Linked DNA regions of Homo sapiens: region 1 is linked to region 2. Evidence: read pairs that join two places in POLR2A ChIA-PET (ENCODE). Cell type or tissue: MCF 10A. All regions are shown on one strand. Links, peaks and the distances in the headings refer to the core of each region. The heading gives the core; the rest is flanking DNA.

The links. Peaks named below come from ENCODE experiments on the same cell type or tissue, not always from the same donor. Only the 100,000 strongest peaks of a DNase experiment are listed, where the experiment ranks them.
Region 1: POLR2A ChIA-PET joins it to region 2 with 5 read pairs; 4 of 35 experiments call an interaction of 5 or more read pairs at or near these places.

What each region holds. Positions count from the first base shown.
Region 1 is chr13:29,587,542-29,590,451 of GRCh38, reverse strand. The region is part of intron 1 of SLC7A1 (solute carrier family 7 member 1); the gene reads left to right. Among named protein-coding and RNA genes, the nearest start is that of SLC7A1, 6.7 kb to the left of the region's middle. RefSeq lists an enhancer at 129-1,125. In MCF 10A, for the core only: no CTCF peak of the experiment used is centred there; no DNase peak of the experiment used is centred there.
Region 2 is chr13:29,675,573-29,678,482 of GRCh38, reverse strand. No RefSeq gene overlaps it. Among named protein-coding and RNA genes, the nearest start is that of SLC7A1, 81 kb to the right of the region's middle. In MCF 10A, for the core only: no CTCF peak of the experiment used is centred there; a DNase peak (open chromatin) is centred at 1,352.

The DNA.
Region 1 (2,910 bases), core at 192-2,691, 88 kb after region 2:
CCCCTTTCTTAGTGTTTGCTGTGTGTGGGTATGTGTATGTTTATGTGTATGTGTATGTGTATGTGTATATGTATGTGTGTGTGTTTGGTGGGGGGCAGGACGGGAGTGACTGCCCTGGCTACAGTCATCCCAAACATGTTGTTCAAATTACTCCGAAGCCCTTGGGTTTTAGAAAAAGCAAAGCTGAAAAGCTGAAACTCTGGGCCGTGTTTCCCACCTCACTCATCCCGTGCTTGGGTCTGTAGGATAGGATGTCTCCATACAGCACAGGGGTGGTGGGCGACACCCACCTGGGGGCAGCAGTGAGAAGGCAGGGGCTCATCCTCCCCACAAAGTGGCTGGAGTTGATCTGTTATGGACGTGTTCGAAGTGTCCTTCTCTGCATCTTGTCTGCTTACTGAGTGCCATTAGCCAAAGTCTGTTAGGCCAAGTAGGAAGGAAGGGAGGGGCCCTGGGGCTAGGTAAGATCAATCATTGCAAGCACTTATTTAGTGCTCACCATGTACTCTGCGCTTTATCTATGTTTCATTTGAATCTTCCTAACCACCCAGTGGGATCGGCCCTTCTGGTGTGACTGATGGGGAGAGGGGAAGGCAGGTGGCCCACGGGCACACAGGTAGGCAGTCAGTGGCAGAGTGAAGATTGGAACCCAGATGTCTGCCTGTACCTGGACTCCAGCCTGTCTCGGGATAGGCCTGGCCTGGCCTGCCCTGTGTACACTGAGTGGGAGGCAGACAGATCTGAAGCCCATCTGCCTGCGTCCCTCTGTTTCTGGCTGAGTCCAGGTGGTGCTGGCACCGGTCACCCGCCCCAACGCTGGAGGGCACCCTGCCTCCCCTCTCTTTGCCCTGATTTCCCTCTGCTGTCTCTGAAAGTGGGTCTTCCCCCTCCCAAGTCCAGGCACCTGGCACAGCTGGAGCCCTGGGGTCCTTGGGGCAGCTGCGCTGGGACGTGGCCAGTGTCAGGAGCCGGTGTGTGTGACGGAGGCTGGGCTGCATTCTTTCTGGGTCAGTAGTTTGGCATTTACATCACCAGCCTTTGGCTGGATGCAATGCCTCCTGCCCAGACCACAATGGAGCCTTGTTTGATTTATCACCATCCAGCCACGCCCACACTCCACCTCCATCTCCACCTGGGGAGACCCCTTTGCAGGGGGTCTTGTGGAAATCAGAGACTGTTCGTAGGGGAAAGTCAGCTTCCTTTTCTGTGTTCCATCCTTCTTAAGGCCAGTGGCCGCTGTCATCCTGCCCTTGGCTTGGCTTTGCTGATTTCTACAATATCTTGCGGAGGTGCCCCCTTTCCTTAGAGGATGCATCTTTAACACTCTCAGAGAGGCTGGGGCAGGAGCTGTCCACACCAGGGCCTGCAGCAAGGGCCCGTCTTCCCCAAAGTGACTTGGGAGAGTCTTCCTGGCCCGCAGCTTTTCCACAGTGTCAGGGACACCTCCTGCCCTCCCTTGGGATGAGGCCTGGTCTAGGAGCTGGGGGCGTTAGGGTGCAGTTTCTGGGACCCAGTGAAGGCCCCTGGGAAAGACTGGCAGTTAGAGTTAGGAGAACTCTTCCCTCATCCCTTTTGCCCTTCTCCTTTTCCCCTTTTCTTTTTCAGCAGTTTTTGGATAACATTTCAAACTTAAAGAAAAGTTGCAGAGGCCAGGCATGGTGGCTCACGCCTGTAATCCCAGCACTTTGGGAGGCTGAGGCAAACAGATCACTTGAGGCCAGGAGTTTGAGACCAGCCCTGGCCAACATGGTGAAACTCATGTCTACGAAAAATACAAAAGTTAGCCTGGTGTTGGTGGCGCATGCCTATAGTTGCAGCTACTCGGGAGGCTGAGACACAGGAATCACTTGAACCCGGGAGGCGGAGGTTGCAGGGAGCCGAGATCACACCACTGCACTCCAGCCTGGGTAACAGAGTGAGATACTGTCTCAAAAAAAAAAAAAGAAAGAAAAGAAAAGAAAATTTGCAGGAGTGCAAGGAACTCCTGGGTACCGTCTCTCAGATGCACAGGTGGGTTATGTTTTGCCTCCTTCTATTCTCTCTCCACCCCACACAAACTCACATGCACACAGACACATACATTTTTTTCTGAACCATTTGAGAGTCAGCTGAAGACGTCATGCCATTTTATTTGCCCTCTATACTTCAGTGTATATTTCCTAAGAACAAGGCTCTTCTCTCACATAACCATGGTACAATAGCAAAGTCAGGAAATTTAACATTAATACAACCCTGCGATCTAGGCCACAGTCCATATTTGACTTGCAGTCGTCCACATAATGTCCTTTATAGCTAAGTATTTTTGGGGAAGGAGTTTTGCAGTGTGGGGGTTCTTTCAAAAGAGGTGTGATTTTCTACCTCATAAGCCTTTTTAAGAAAAAGTGTTTCTAAAAGTTAGAATGTTTGTTGTGGAAAATTTGGAAACTACAGAAAATTAAAAGAAGGAGAAAATAAAACCCATTCATAATTCCAGCTCAGAGGCTGAGTGATCGACCAGAAAGGTGGTGGAAAGACTTTCTCAGCTCCTTCAGCTCTGGTGACCTGGCCACACAGACTCGTGATCCCTCCACCACCCACACACTAGTCAGGAGCCCCGCAGCCAAGTCCTGGGGCTGTGGGAGGAGCCGGCCCCTGTCTGGAGCTGACGGTCTTTCATGCTCCTGCCCACCCCTTGGGCAGGTGCCCACCGAGCAGGCAGACTTAACCAGCCTTGGTGGTGCCTTTGTGGTGCATATCCTCCAGGTGGGGAAGGGTGGAGATCGTTAATAAATATCCAGAACTTGTTTGAGACTTGAAAAGAAATGTTGCAGGCCCACTCTTGTCTGGTCTATACCCCTTGCTTCCTGGACTTGGCAGAGGTTAAGGATGGGGCCTGGAGCGTGATTGAGGGAAACAGCACTGGCCCCATAT
Region 2 (2,910 bases), core at 236-2,735:
TTATCTCCCCATGTTTAAAGAGAGAACTGCTCATTGGCTCTGCTCCCCACATTGAGGCACCAGGATGGAGATTGGAAATAATTCATGAATGAAAATATCAGAAGCAGACCCATGTAGTTTGGGTTTTTCTCCTTAATACCATCCACAGGATTCCTCTAACTTGAAAAATTTTAAACACAATAAAAGCATCAAGTAAGAACAACTGAAACATATTCTTTATCTATCTATCTAAAATCATAATATATGGCATCTAGAATCATACATATATTATGCAATTCACTAAAAAGTCAATATAGATATAGCCAAATATACCGTACATTTCATGTTTGAACTGTTTGAAAACAGTTATGTTTTCAAAATGGCTCCACCACCAATCTCTGCTCCCTGCCCCTGCTCCCCACCGGCTGGCCAGGAGAGCAGGGGGTGAGGTGTTTCTGCTCCAATTCCAATCATTCTCTTCTTTCACCATCCTGATTAAGTGTCTCTGATGTACTTCTCAGTCTCATCCACCTTTCATGCCGATGTGGTCATGACATTTGTCCTAACAAATCAGATAATATAATATATGGGCCATAATTATTTTGCCCTCATTTTATAGACAGAAGAAATGAGGCCAGAGATGCTATAACTTGCCCAAGATTCCTTAATGCTGAAGTCAGAGTGCATAATTCTGAATTCCTTGCACCCGGGCACCATTCTCCTCCCTAGAGCACCCTTGTCTTCAAAGGGAGACTGGACAATGCTCATTAAGGAAGGGCTAATTGACTAGTGCACGTAGGGGAACTCCCCCCACTGCCTACAGGCATCGAGTGTCAGGAGAAAACACCCACCTCATAGGCCTCAGCTTTGACATCGTACATTTCATTAGAGACAGTAAAACCATATTCTTAGAATGTTTTTACCGAGATTTGAGAATTGACACTTGCTTTAACAAATGTCCGTTTCACAGAATCTCAGAAAACCGGAAGTCCTATGGATTTGCACCATGTTTGGATCTGTCATCGTTTCTTAGCAATTGTGTCACCATTTCAGGCCAGCCGGAGATAGGCCAGAAAAATGAGAACATTAGCCAGGAGAGCCTGATGCCCTTGATTTCATACCTGCTTTCATGGAGTTAACATCAGGCTTTTTTTTTTGGCCAGTGATGATTAATCCTTATAATGATTCAGTTTTCTTTTGCCACAGCTTGTCTAAAATACTTTTCTTGCATAGTTCTCTGGTTAAAAAAAAAAATACTAAGACAACAAATGAATAGAAAGGGAAATTTTTAGCCATTTCCACGGGATGAGGCTAAACTCAGAGCCCAGTTTCACCTTCCCCTTTAATGGGACTGGTGCCAACCAGGTAAAACTGCAAGCAAAGCAGGGAGATGCCGCTCTACCAGAACGAAGCTGATCGTCCTTCTTCTCCTGACAGAGGGCACTCTGGAAGCGGCTGCCACACGCTGTGCCTGCCATTGCTCCGGAGACAATGGGTTGGTTGCCCTTTCTAGCCTCACACATTGGTCAATTCTCTCAACACTGCATTTTGGAAGACAGTTCGTGAGACGGAGCTACTACTTCTCTGCCTTAACCTGAGAAGGTTTTTGATGGGAGAGAATGGGGTGTAGCCTCCTCTAGAATACTCCTTGTATTCCTCCTGTGTCTGAAGCTTGTCCTGGTGATCATACAAGGAAGTGTTCAACATACCAGGGAGTGTTCAGGGCAATACTCTTTGTCCCTTTCAGGCTGACAGGGCTCTGGATAATTTCTGAGAGGCCAAGTCATGGGCAGTGAGGTCGCATCCCTGGAATGCCATGTGGACACATTATGGTGTTGGCAATTTTTCCTGGCCTGGGGGTGACGTGTACCCACCTTCAGAAGACTGAGAGCTCCTGGAGCGGAGGAGACCTCTGGTTTACAGATCCCTTTTCCCACTCCGAGTTCACAGTCCTCATGGAGATAAGAAGGTCTGAGTAGACAGCTTGCATGAGGCAGACCAGAGTGTCCTGTGGGATCAAAAAAATAAGTCCATAATTTTTTTTTTTTTTGAGACACTTTGTCACCCAGGCTGGAGTGCAGGGGCTTGATCTTGGCTCACTGCAGCCTTGATCTCCCACGTTCAAGCAATCCCCCTGCCTCAGCCCCCCAAATAGTTGGTACTATAGGCTCTCACCACCACACCTGGCTAATTTTTTTTTTTTTTTTTTTTTTTTGGAGATGGAGTCTCGCTGTGTGCTCAGGCTGAAGTGCAATGGTGCGATCTCAGCTCACTGCAACCTCCACCTCCCAGGTTCAAGTGATTCTCCTTCCTCAGCCTCCTGAGTAGCTGGGATTACAGACGTGCACCACCATGCCTGGCTCATTTTGTACTTTTAGTAGATACGGGGTTTCTCCATGTTGGTCAGGCTGGTCTCAAACTCCTGATCTCAGTTGATCCGCCCATCTCAGCTTCCGAAAGTGCTGGTATTACAGGTGTGAGCCACCACACCCGGCCAATTTTTGTATTTTTTTTTAGAGACGAGGTTTTGCCATGTTGCCTAGGGTGGTCTTGAACTCCTGAGCTCAAAGGATCCACCCACCTCGGCCTCCCAGTGTGCTGGGATTACAGGCCTAAGCCACCGCCCCCAGCCAGTCCAGTCATTTTCAACCACCAAATTCGATTTCTCATTCACACTTCCTGTGCATCAAAGTTTGGCTGCAGCTCTGTTGAACGCACCTTCCCTTTGGGCCTGGGACTGCCATCACAGCCTGTGTGTGGGACATGGCTGGTTAACTCAGCAGAGGGGAAGGAGGATATGGAAATCATGGCCCTGCTCCTAAAACATCTCCCTGGAATGGGTGCAAGGCTCTCCTGCTCATGGTTCATTGGCCAAAGCAACTCATATGGCCACTGTTAGGTGGGGACTTATAAGCCTCCCACAGGCAAGGA